Regions from separate parts of the Homo sapiens genome. Here region 2 is linked to region 1. A link is a contact called in ENCODE POLR2A ChIA-PET data. All regions are on one chromosome and are shown on one strand. Each heading gives the region's core, a stretch centred on a gene start or an enhancer-like site at or near the end of the contact. The rest is flanking DNA. Distances are from core to core; before and after follow the strand shown.

Region 1 (6,303 bases), core at 1,569-4,068:
TTCTTCTCATCTTTCTTCTCCTCTGCTGTGGAACAGAGGAGAGGCATGGTGAGCACTGCCCAAGTGCCAGGCCAGTCCCCCCATGAAGACCCCACTGCAGCAACACCGTCTGAGCCCCAGCCCCTTGCCCACTCACCAGGCCACCACTTACCTGCAGCAGGGGCAGAACCAGCAGCAGGGGCTGCAGAGCCTGGGGCAGCAGAGACGGCTACAGCCCCACCAGCAGGTACACTGGCAAGCTTGCCAATACCTACAGAAAGCAGAGAGGTGAGACCAGAGCAGCTGCCCAGCCTGGGAGGCTGTTCCACAGGGAAGTTAGATGGCACCAGAGATGGCACATGGCACCCAACATATCTGGACCCACCATATGCCAGTGTCTCCCGTTCTTCCTGAACACTCCCTCCCTGAGCCACTCCTCAACGGGGACTTCTCTTCCCCACCTTTCCTATCCAGGGACTTGCCTTCTAGGAATTAGGCCCACACTGCCTGCCTGCCCAATTTCCCCACCTCCACCCTCAGAGGTCCACTGGACAGACATGTTCATAACTAGGTAGGGAATGAGTGTGCTGCCCCAGTATCCACATCTCTGGCCACAACGCTGTGTTCATGGCTTGGCCCGTTTGCTGAGCTGGCCCTGTCGTGGTCACATGCATGGAAGACAAGAACAGCTGCCCCAACAGCTCAACTTCCAAACAAGTTCCACCAGCTCAGCTGAAGCCAACAAAAAACCATCTGCCCAACAAAGAGGCAAGGAGCCTATGGACATCCCTGGCACCCTCAGTCCCTGCCCCCAACCCCCTCACAGAAAGCATGTGGTAAGGACTGCTGACGTGAACTCAGTTCTCCAGACACCAAGCTTCAGACAAATCCTGGGGAATGGCCTCAGGGCTAGGAGCAGTCAGGCTTAAGAGGCAGGGCCACCTAAACGTCTGCTGAGAACACAGGGTGCCCCCTGCTGCCCTGCTCCTGAGAGTGTCTAGAAGTGCCCATGACGTGAGCCCACTGGAGCCCTGCTCACTCCTCGGGTGAGGCTTCTAGGGTGCTCTGGTCCACAAGCGAAACCTGGCAGGCCACAGATGGACCGGCAGGGATTAGGATGGACCATGAAAACAAACGAAAGCCCGTCCACATCAACTCACCCTGGGCAATGACGTCTTCAATGTTTTTTCCATTCAGCTCACTGATAACCTGAAGCAGACAATCACAGGGCTGTTACCAGGAATGTACGATTGTATCCCCGGCCCTCTCCCTCCCAGAGTCACAGCAGGACTGGGTTCCCCACATGGGAATAGGCCCTGAAGTTTCCAGAACTGCACTGCCCAAAGGGAGCCACCAGCCTCACTTGGGAAGTGATATAAAAATAAATGGACACTAGCTTTCTTAGACTTAGGACTGACAAAAGGACACAGGGCATCTCACTACTTATGTTGACTACTCATAGGTATCTTCAACACTGGCAAAATAAACTGGCAATGAAATTGACTTTGACTTCAGGCTGGAGTGCAGTGGTAGGATCTCACTGCAGCCTTGACCTCCCGGGCTCAAGTGACTATCCCACCTCAGTCTGGGACTACAGGCATGAGCAACCAAGCCTGGCTAATTTTTTATTGTATTTTAGAGACGAGGCCTGGTTCTGTTAGACTGCAGTGGCACAATCACTACTCAGTGCAGCCTTGACCTCTAAGGCTCAAATGATTCTCCCGCATCAGCCTCATGAGTAGCTGAGACTACAGATGTGCACCACTGCCTCCAACCATTTTTTTTTTTTTTTTTTTTTGTGGAGACCGGGTCTTGCAATGTTTTCCAGACCAGTCTCGAACTTCAAGGCTCCAATAATCCACTCGCCATGGCCTCCCAAAGCCGGGTGAGCCATGCGCCAGGACTGCTTTTTTTTTTTTTTAACGCAATCTTACGCAGCTCACTGGTATTAAACTTCCAAAGCTTGTTAATCACGATTTTGCCTCGTACCCACCCTGCTTTTTTTTTTTTTTTTCCTTTTGAGACAGGGTCTCCTTCTGCCACCCAGACTGGAGTACAGTGGCACGATCCGTGCAACCTCCATCTCCCGGGTTCGAGCGATTTTCCTGCCTCAGCCTCCCAAGTAGGGGGACTACAGGCACCCACCACCACGCCCGGCTAATTTTTGTATTTTTAGTAGGGATGGGGTTTCGACATGTTTACCAGGCTGGTCTCGAACCCCTGACCTCAGGTGATCCGCCTGCCTCGTCCTCCCAAAGTACTGGGACTACAGGCGTGAGCCACCGCGCCCGACCTCCGCCCGGCTTACTTCTCTATCCAAGAAATCGCCAACTAGACTGAAACGAGCCTCTCCCCGAACCCTCCAGCATGTGGCCGGATCAGGCAGAAGAATCGCCTGTATGGGACACTGGGGCCCCACGGCGGCTGCGGGGCAAGGGCGGCCGCTACCTTGTTGAGCCGGTCGTCGTCCGCCTCGATACCCACGCTGTCCAAGATCTTCTTGATGTCCTTGGCGCTGGGGGAGGAGTTGCCCCCTAGGGCAGCCAGCAGGTAGGAGGCGACGTAGCGCATCCTGAGGCGGGCGGAGAGGACGCGACGGCGGAGTTACCCCGGCGGCCTCCTGCCGGCCCATCCCGGGGCCGCCGGGCGAGGCCGCGCGTGGCTCGGCCCGTAGGCCTCCGTCCCAAAAATACCCCGCCGCCCACCCCGCATCCCCACGGACTCCGCGTCCCCAGCCGGCACCCCGGGCCCGGTCACCACACTCACGCGGCGGCGTCTGCGGCGGAGGCGGCGGAGAAGTCTCACGCGTGCGACCTCGGTGGCGACAGGGAGGAAAAGGAAGGCGCCGACGCAAGAGGCGGGGTTAAACCGCTACCCAGAAGGCTCTGGGACCCGTGCGCGGCGCCGCATGAGGCGCCTCAGAGTGACGTCACGAGGCGCTCAGCCAATGACGACGGGGAGGGAGTCGTTGACTCCTTCCCCCTCCCCCTTCCCAGCCCCCGTCAGGCACTTTTCGCGGCAAAGGCGAAGGGCAGCAGTTCCGGAAGTGACTGCTCTTATAGCGTGGGGCGAAGGGCCACCGAAACTCGTGGGGGCGTTGGACGAAGCGAGTCCAAAGGGACGGCATCTGCCTTCGGTACCTAGCACCCCCAGCATGCCACGCGGCGCCTACAGCTCCCAACATGGAGCGCGGCCGCCACGCCCGGGACTCAACCTTTGCCAGCGAACTGCAAGTCCCATGGTGCACCGCTGCCGGAAGTGGCCTGCGCCGCGGGCCTACCCGGAACGGCGCGTGGGCCCGGGCAGAAGCTGCTGGCGGTAGGCTCGCCTTGACTCCTTGGTGGTTCCCTGGCCGCGGCGACCGGTGGTCCCACGTCCAGCCGGGCTCAGTGAGGTGAGCCAGCCGCCTCGGACTTAGCGACTGCGGCCCTATCTGGGAGGCCGCCCCCGCACTGCGGTGTCAGGGCATCCTGTCAGAGGACGAGCGCGGGCCTTGGAGGGCAGGACAATGACGTGAGGCAGCGTCGCCCGCTCACCCCTGCGAGGAGTGAGGTCTGAGTGGTCAGCCCCTGCGCTGGCCGCTTTGGCCCGGAACTGACCTCGGTGTCCATGTGGACATCAGCACCTCAGGGACCCCGCTACATTCTCGGGTCCTGGGAGGGAACAGGGTTGGCCCTGCCTCCTAAGGACTTGAGTTCTTGTGCGAGGACGCAGGAGGTGAATAGGGAGGCGATCCGAAGGACAGGGACAGAGGGAGACTTGGTCCTCTGGGCAGCCTGAGAAAGCTTGAGCTGAGAGATGAGAAGGAGCCATCCCTGCCAATATCCCGGGCGAGCACCAGGAACAGGGTCAGATGCAGGTATCTACCGTGTTAGCAGGCAGCGCCAGCTCCCGTTGGGCTCTAACAGCAGTGCAAACCCTGGGGTGTGTATACGTCAAGCACTGGAACTCGACTTCACAGTCGCCTTCTGTGGCCTCGTTATCATTACCCCCATTTTATAGATGAGGCAGTTGGGTACAGAAAGGTTTTTTTGCTCAGGGTCACACATCTGGGGTAAAGGCGGGAAACCATCTTGGGAACAATGGGACTTTTCTTATTTTGTAATTTTTGAGACTGGGCCCCATTCTGTCGCCCAGCCTGGAGTGCAGTGGCTCGATCACAGCTCGCTGCAGCCTCAACTTCCTGGGCTCAGGTGATCCTCCCACCTCAGCCTCCTAGCGGAGACCACAGGCGTGTGCCACCACACCCGGCTAAAATTTTTTGGTAGAGACAGCGTTGTCCAACATGGGCTCAAGCGATCCTCCCACCTGGGCCTCCCAAAGTGCTGGGATTACAGGCGTGAGCTACCGCGCCCGGCCCCAACTTTTTTTTTTCTTTTTTTCTGAGGAGTCCCACTGTTCCCCAGGTTGGAGTGCACTGGTGAGATCTTGGCTCACTGCAACCTCTGCCTCCTGGGTTCAAGCGATTCTCCTGCCTCAGTCTCCTGAGTAGCTGGGATTACAGGCACCCACTACCATGCCCGGCTAATTTTTGTATTTTTAGTACAGACGGGGTTTCACCATGTTGGCCAGGCTGGTCTCAAACTCCTGACTTCAAGTGATCTTCCCACTTCCGCCTCCCAAAGTGCTGGGATTACAGGCACGAGCCACTGTGCCCAGCCCCATCTCACTTTTTTTTTATTATCCCAAACAAACTCTGTACCTATTAAAGTCCCTATTCCCTGCTCCCCCACCCTTGATAAACACATTCTACTTTCTCTTCCTATGATTTTGACAACTGTAGCACCCCGTAAGACTGAAATAATACAGTATTTTGCCTTTTGTGTCTGGCTTTTTTCATTCAGTGTATTTTCAGATTTCAAGTACCTACCTAAAAGGTAGATGCTAAGACAAATTTAATATAAATACAGAGTAGTTTATGTGGGCCAGGCTTGAGGATTGCGTCCTGGGAACATAGATTCAAGTTGCCCTGAATTTACACTTTGAGGAGCAGCAGTTATAAGTGGATTCTATTTATTTATTTATTTTTGAGACTGAGTCTTGCTCTGCCGCCCAGGCTGGAGTGCAGTCGCGTGATCTTGGCTCACTGCAACCTCTGCCTCCCAGGTTCATGCCACTCTCCTGCTTCAGCCTCCCAAGTAGCTGGGACTACAGGCGCCTGCTACCGCGCCCGGCTAAGTTTTTGTGTTTTTAGTGGAGACGGGGTTTCACCGTGTTAGCCAAGATGGTCTCGATCTCCTGACCTCGTGATCTACCCTCCTCGGCCTCCCAAAGTGCTGGGATTAGAGGCGTGAGCCACCACGCCCGGCCTATTTTTTTATTTTTTTGAGACGGAGTATTGCTCTGTAGCCCAGGCTGGAGTGCAGTGGCGCAATCTCAGCTCACTGCAAGCTCCGCCTCCCGGGTTCACACCATTCTCCTGCCTCAGCCTCCCGAGTAGCTGGGACTACAGGCGCCCGCCACCACGCCCAGCTAATTTTTTAGTAGAGACAGGGTTTCACCTTGTTAGCCAGGATGGTCTCGATCTCCTGACCTGATCCACCCGCCTCGGCCTCCCAAAGTGCTGGAATTACAGATGCGAGCCACAGCGCCCAGCCTGTTTTTTTTTTTTTTTTTGAGAGGGAGTCTCACTCTCACCCAAGCTGGAGTGCAGTGCCGAGATCTCAGCTCACCGCAACCTCCGCCTCCCGCGTTCAAGCCATTCTCGTGCCTCAGCCTCCCCAGTAGCTGGGATTACAGGCGCCTGCCACCACACCTGGGTAATTTTTGTATTTTTAATAGACACACGGTTTCACCATATTGGCCAGACTGGGCTTGAACTCCTGACCTCAAGTGATGCGCCCACCTCAGCCTCACAAAATGTTGGGATTACTGGCGTAAGCCACAGCATCAGGCCTGTGGTTGGTTTTTAAAAAGATCTCTTGGCCGGGTGCGGTGGCTCAAACCTGTAATCCCAGCACTTTGGGAGGCCGAGGCGGGTGGATCACGAGGTCAGGAGTTCGAGAACATCCTAGGTAACACGGTGAAACCCCGTCTCTACTAAAAATACAAAAAAATTAGCCGGGCGTGGTGGTGGGCGCCTGTAGTCCCAGCTACTCAGGAGGCTGAGGCAGGAGAACGGTGTGAACCCTGGAGGTGGAGCTTGCAGTGAGCCGAGATCACGCCACTGCACTCCAGCCTCTGGGACACAGCCAGACTCCATCTCAAAGAAAAAAAAAAAAAAGATCCCTCCAGGCCCTACATGGAAGGGGCTGGGGTGAATGGAAGCAGGGAGGCCTGGAAGAGACCTGCCTGTCCCAGAGGGAGGGATGGTGGTAGCTGGGA
Region 2 (6,303 bases), core at 1,579-4,078, 140 kb before region 1:
GATGGCTGACCAGCGGACGGCTCCACAAGAAAGCAGGACAGCAGGTACAGGAGGATGCTGGCAGCCTGATGCCCCCCAGGATGGCAGGTTTTTTGGACTTGGCTGAAAGAGTCACGAAAACAGTGTCTTGGGAGCTTCTGCCACACAAAGCCTGCAGGCAGCTTCACACAGCTGGGACTGCGCATGGGTGAGGCACTCTGCACTGGGTGCGGTGTGCCAGTGTGCGTGTGCCTATGTGTGCATGCCACTGTGTGTGTACATGTGTGCTTCTCACAAAGGTGTACACAGATCTGTGCTATTAAGTCTGCAACAGGGGACCTTGCGCTCTCTCCCTGGTTTGTGCCCTCTACTTTACCCACCCAAACACCAGGGAAAGAAACCACTCTGAGGGGGAACTTATGTTGTCCAGAATCAACAGAGCTCAGATCTAAAGCAGAAATACTAAAAACCTGGGGGCAGGAGAAAGAGGAAATACTACTACATGAGCTAAATCAACTTTCCTAAACGGAATCTACAGATTTTATATAAGGTTGTGAAACCACAAACTAAAACAAACAGCACATAATGTAGAGTTATAGAGGTAACCACCAGGAGAAACAGGCAGTTAACCCCCCTCCTCTGTGGGACAGAAACAGAGACAAGTTCCAGCTTCCCATCCACAGCTTGCTTTTAATTGCCCAATTTTCAACACACACACACACAAATACACACACACACACACCAAATACACACATGCACACATTTACAAACACACATGAATACACATTTATACAAACACAAATACACATATATACACACAAATACACGTACAAGCACACATAAACCAAATACACACAAATACACAAATGTACACGCCACACACAAATATACATATACACACATTTACAAACACACATAAATACAAATACACAGATACACAGAAATACACACGTACACAAACACAAATACAACATATATACACAAATATAAACACAAATACAACATATATACACATATACATACATACACATAAACACAAATACATACACACACACAAATACACACATGTACACACACATGCATAAATACAAATATACGCATACACACACACTTTAAAACGAGGGCAGGCCAGCCCCTGAGGAGGGGGAGAAGCATGGAAGGTGATGACAAGAGTGAACTTTGGGGCCAGCACGTGAGGTGGGAATCCAAGTGAGGTGGGAATCCAAGTGCAGCCTTTGACTCATTCTGCTGTGCCTCTGAGCTCCAGCTCCCTCAAAAGGAAAGCCACCAACGGCCGTACAACCTCACGGCATCATGTCTGTGCAAGAGAAGGTAGAGAGGCCAGGCACAGTGACTCACGTCTGCACTTTGGGAGGCTGAGGCGGGCGGATCACCTGAGGTCAGGAGTTCAAGACCAGCCTGGCCAGCATGGTGAAACCTCGTCTCTACTAAAAATACAAAAATTAGCCAGGCATGGTGGCAGGCGCCTGCAATCCCAGCTACTCAGGAAGTTGAGGCAGAAGAATCGCTTGAACCCAGGAGGCGGAGGTTGCAGTGAGCCGAGATCGCGCCATTGCACTACAGCCTGGGCAACAGAGCAAGACTCCATCTCAAAAAAAAAAAAAAAGAGAGAAGGTAGAGAGAAGAGTAGTGTCACGTCTCGGCCAGACCTGAGGACAGGAGAGCCTAAGCAGCCCCAGTATCCACAGAGGGCTGAGCATGATGCAAGAACCAGGGATGGAGTGACCTGGCCCAGCGCCCCTACTGAGCAGAGACGACGCAAAAGCAGGAAAAAGGGGAGGTGCAGGGACAGCAGGCAGACGGAGGCAGACGGAGGCAGACGGAGCCAGGACGGAGCCAGGGACTTCCAACTGCAGCTGCCAGGCAGGCCACTGTGTGAAGACAATGGGGGGGGGGGGCTCTTACGGTAGAAAAGCCACCCAGACCATGCCTCCTCTGACAGTTCAGGAAAACTAATTTCACATAAAAATACGCATTCAGGCTAGGCGCAGTGGCTCACGCCTATAATCCCAGCACTTTGGGAGACTGAGGCAGGTGGATCACTTGAAGTCAGGAGTTTGAGACCAGCCTGGGCAACATGGTGAAATCCTGTCTCTAGTAAAAACACAAAAATTAGCTGGGCATGGTGGCGTGCGCCTGTAATCCCAGCTACTGGGGAAGCTGAAGTGGAAGAATTGCCTGAACCCGAGAGGCAGAGGTTGCAGTGAGCCGAGATCACACCACTGCACTCCAGACTGGGCGACTGGGTGACAGAGAGAGAGGCTGTCTCAAAAACAAGAAAGACAATCCAGCACGACCATGGCTGAGATGACGGATGATGACCTGCAGGCAAGACTGACACATTCAAGTCAACTACCATGTCCCAAATTTACCAAAAACGCTCTAGTAGAAGCTGCATGATCAACGCAGCACCCCTGCAGTCATGACGGACGCAGGTAACAATCTGAGCCCTCCAGTGCCTGTCAGGGGCTCTCCTGTAAAGGAGCAGAGCGTGCTCCTGGCCAGGCACCAATTCGTGCCACTGACACTGCACTGATCTCCATAAGGCAGAGGGCCTCACAGGAGGACTTCAACCACCCCACCGTGCCGGGAACAGATCTAGCAAAAAAATCTTATCTTTTTAGATAAATTAGCTTGAGGAGAAGCGGGGAGGAGCTGAATTCTGAAAGGGTAAAGCATGAGCAAGAGTAACTGACCCACAGCAACAAGCCCAGCCACACAGAGTCTGATCTTTGTTAAAGAGTAACTGACCCACAGCAACAAGCCCAGCCCCACACACAGTCTGATCTTTGTTAAAGAGACGCTGGCCACAGTCATCCTGCACTATTCCTGTCTGAAATGCAGCCAGCCCATCAGCACTAAGGGTACTGTACTTGCATCAGGGAATTCTCGCAGTGAACTTAGGAGCTCTGGTGGCTAATGAGTAACCTGGACATGCCATAGCTACTGGCAAAAGCAAGTTACAATTTGCATTCCATGAAGTAGCAAAGAACACACTCTATAGGGGCAGGCTTGGATAAAAGCTCTTGAATTTTTACAATTATTGTCCCTGGTCATTCTTCAGGAACAGCATGCTGGTTAATGATTTCTTGTTTACAGGCTGAACTAATCAACAGAGAGGATTAGTATTCTGGGAACAGCCCAAGTTCCACAAAAAATAGTAAAGGAGCCTATGACAGATGATTATAAAATACCAAAGTACCAAAATCTTCTGTCCTTGCAATGTGCAGCAAAACTTGGTCTACAGAGTTTTAGTCTGTATATAAAGTGATTTCAGACTGGGCAGTGGCTCACGCCTATAATCCCAGCACCTTGGGAGGCTGAAGTGGGAGGGCTGTTTTGAGTCCAGGAGCTCGAGACCAGCCTAGGCAACATAGGGAGACCTGGTCTCCATAAATAATTTTTTAAAAAATTAGGTGTGGTGGTGCATGCCTGTGGTCCCAGCTACTAGGGAGGCTGAGGTGGGGGGAATCACCTGAGCCCAGGAAGTCAACACTCCAGTGAGCCAGGACAGACATCGCTGTACTCCAGCCTAGGCAACAAGGTGAGACTCTGTCTCAAAGAAATAAAGTGATTCCGCCGAGTAACCCAAAAGCCCAAAATTGACCAAGCCCAAGAATTTTTGAAGGAAGCTATAATTGCTAAAATTACTATTAAGGTGGTTAGCACAGCAGTCAGCCAAGCAAACTCTGAAATCAGGCCTGGACTGGAATGTCACTCCATGTTTTACTAGCTACGTGACCCTGGGCTATCAACTTAACCGCAACCTGCCTCGGTTTCTCTTCTTCAAATGGGTGTGCCATCAATGAAAGAGCTGTGATGAGAAGTGTGAAATAAGGAGCAAAGCACTGGTCCAGCCACGAGAAGCTACTGTGCCCATCACCAGGGATAAACTCACACGTTCTTTTTTTTTTTTTGAGACGGAGTCTCGCCCTGTCACCCAGGCTGGAGTGTGGTGGCACGATCTCGGCTCACTGCAACCTCCACCTCCCAGGTTCAAGCAATTCTCCTGCCTCAGCCTCCCAAGTAGCTGGAATTACAGGCGCCTGCCACTACGCCCAGCTAATTTTTGTATTTTTAGTAGAGGTGGGGTTTCACCATATTGGTCAGGCTGGTCTCAAACTCCTGACCTCAGGTGATCCACCCACCTCGGCCTCCCAAAGTGCTGGAATTACAGCTGGGAGTGCCTGGCCTCATCTTTTTTATTACAGCCATCTGGGTAAGTGTGATGCAGTATCTCATTGTGATTTTGATATGCATTTTTCTGATAGCTTTTATATGCTTATTGAACATTCGTAAATCTATTTGGAAGAAATATATATTTTAATACTTCATCAATTTTTTTTTTTTTTGAGATGCAGTCTCACTCTGTCACCCAGGCTGGAGTACAGTGACATGACCTCGGCTCACTGCAACATCCGCTTCCCAGGTTCAAGTGATTCTTGTGCCTCAGCCTCCCAAGAAGCTGGGATTACAGGTGCACACCACCACACCCAGTTAATTTTTGTATTTTAGTACAGACGGGGTTTCACCATGTTGGCTAGGCTGGTCTTGAACTCCTGACCTCGGGTGATCCACCTACCTCAGCCTCCCAAAATGCTGGGATTACAGGTATGGCCACCACACCCGCAGCCCCTAACACTTCATCAATTTTTTAATTTAGTTGTCTTCATGAAGTTTTTTATATATTCTAAATAACGAGCCCTTTATCAGGTACACGGTTTTCAAATATTTTCTCTCATTCTCAGGTTGCCATTTCACCTTCTAAATAGTATTTTGTAGCACACGTTATGAAGTCCAGATTAACTTTTTTTTTGTCATTTGCACATTTGTTGTCACCTAGGAAATCATATTCCAGACCGGGCACAGTGGCTCACACCTGTAATCCCAGCACTTTGGGAAGCCGAGGCAAGCGAATGGCGTTTGGCCAACACGGCAAAACCCTATCTCTACAAAAAAACACAAAAATTAGCTGGGCATGGTGGTGCAGGCCTGTGGCCCCAGCTACTCAGGAGGCTGAGGCAGAAGAATCTCTTGAACCTGGGAGGTGGAGATTGCAGTGAAACAAGATCACGCCACTGCACTCCAGCCTGGTGACAGAGCGAAACTCTGTCAAAAAAAAAAAAAAAAAACCATATTCCAAAGTCACAGAAACTTACTCCTGTTTTTTTGGTAGGAGTCTCATAGTTTTAGCTCTTACAGTTGGGTTTATGATCCATGGAGTTATTTCTTGTGCATAGTGTAAGGTAGGAGTCCATTTACATACTTTTACATGGAGATTCAGTCATCCCAGCACCATTTGTTTAAGACTATTCTTTTCCCCCACCATTGAATTATCTTGGCACTCCTGCTGAAAATCAATTCACCACAAATGTAAAGGTTTACTTCTGTACTCTCAATATTATTATCTCAGTATCTACGTATCTGTCCTTATACCAGTATTATACTATCTTAATCATTTGTGTATTAAGTTTTGGAATCAGCATGTGAATCCTCCAATCCTGTTCTTTTTTGCATCTATGGAGATGACCAGGCATTTTTTCATCCTTTATGGTATTAATATGAAGTATTACATGGATTGATTTTCAGATGTTAAGCCAACCTTGCATTCCTGGGACAATTCTCACTCGAATCTGGTGTATAAACCTGTTTTTTTTTTTTTCTTTTTTGAGACAGAGTCTCTCTCTGTCACCCAGGCTGGAGTGCAGTGGCGTGATCTCGGCTCACTGCCAACACCGCCTCCCGGGTTCTAGCACTTCTCCTGCCTCAGCCTCCTGAGTAGCTGGGACTATAGGCACATGCCACCACACCCAGCTAATTTTTGTATTTTTAGTAGAGATGGGGTTTCACCATGTTGGCCAGGCTGGTCTCCATCTCCTGACTTCGTGATCCACCCGCCTCGGCCTCCGAAAGTGCTGGGATTACAGGTGTGAGCCACCACTCCCGGCCTGTATAATCCTTTTTATACGTTGTTGCTGGATTCAACTGGCTAGCATTTGGTTGAAGATTCTTGTTTCTATATTCATGATAATGGCCTGTAATTTTCCTTTCTTGTCATGTCTTTGTCTAGTTTTGGTATCAGCATAATACTGGCCTTATAGAATGAGTTAAGTATGCCCTCCTACTTTTCCAAAGAGTTTGTAAAGGACTGGTATTAATTCTTTTCTTGAGACAGAGTCTCTCTCTGTCGCCCAGGCTGGAGTGCAGTGACATGATCTCGGCTCACTGCAACCTCCGCCTCTCGGTTTCAAGCGATTCTCCTGCCTCAGCCTCCCAAGTGGCTGGGACTAAAGGTGCGTGCCA

The links. ChIA-PET counts read pairs that join two places held with the same protein, here RNA polymerase II (POLR2A).
Region 2: POLR2A ChIA-PET joins it to region 1 with 12 read pairs in activated CD4-positive, alpha-beta T cell. The contact joins the enhancer-like site here to the promoter of RPLP2 in region 1. POLR2A ChIA-PET finds 5 or more read pairs at or near these places in 4 of 52 experiments (H1, HepG2, WTC11 and 1 more).

Annotation. Positions count from the first base shown.
Region 1 is chr11:806,482-812,784 of GRCh38, reverse strand. It overlaps RPLP2 (ribosomal protein lateral stalk subunit P2), which reads right to left and starts at 2,818. Exons shown (of 5, transcript NM_001004.4): 1 at 2,746-2,818; 2 at 2,428-2,551; 3 at 1,140-1,188; 4 at 152-250; 5 at 1-25. The coding sequence starts at 2,550. SNORA52 (small nucleolar RNA, H/ACA box 52) reads right to left here and starts at 1,104; the gene lies at 971-1,104. It also overlaps a transcript of PIDD1 not described here. RefSeq lists enhancers at 1-738, 739-1,479, 3,143-3,332, 3,483-3,582, 3,593-3,882 and a silencer at 2,503-2,772.
Region 2 is chr11:949,141-955,443 of GRCh38, reverse strand. The region is part of intron 1 of AP2A2 (adaptor related protein complex 2 subunit alpha 2); the gene reads right to left. Among named protein-coding and RNA genes, the nearest start is that of AP2A2, 26 kb to the right of the region's middle. RefSeq lists enhancers at 1-81, 82-745, 853-1,461. Within about 2 kb of position 2,828, at least 4 of the 41 ENCODE cell types and tissues checked have a DNase peak (open chromatin) inside an H3K27ac peak, as active enhancers do.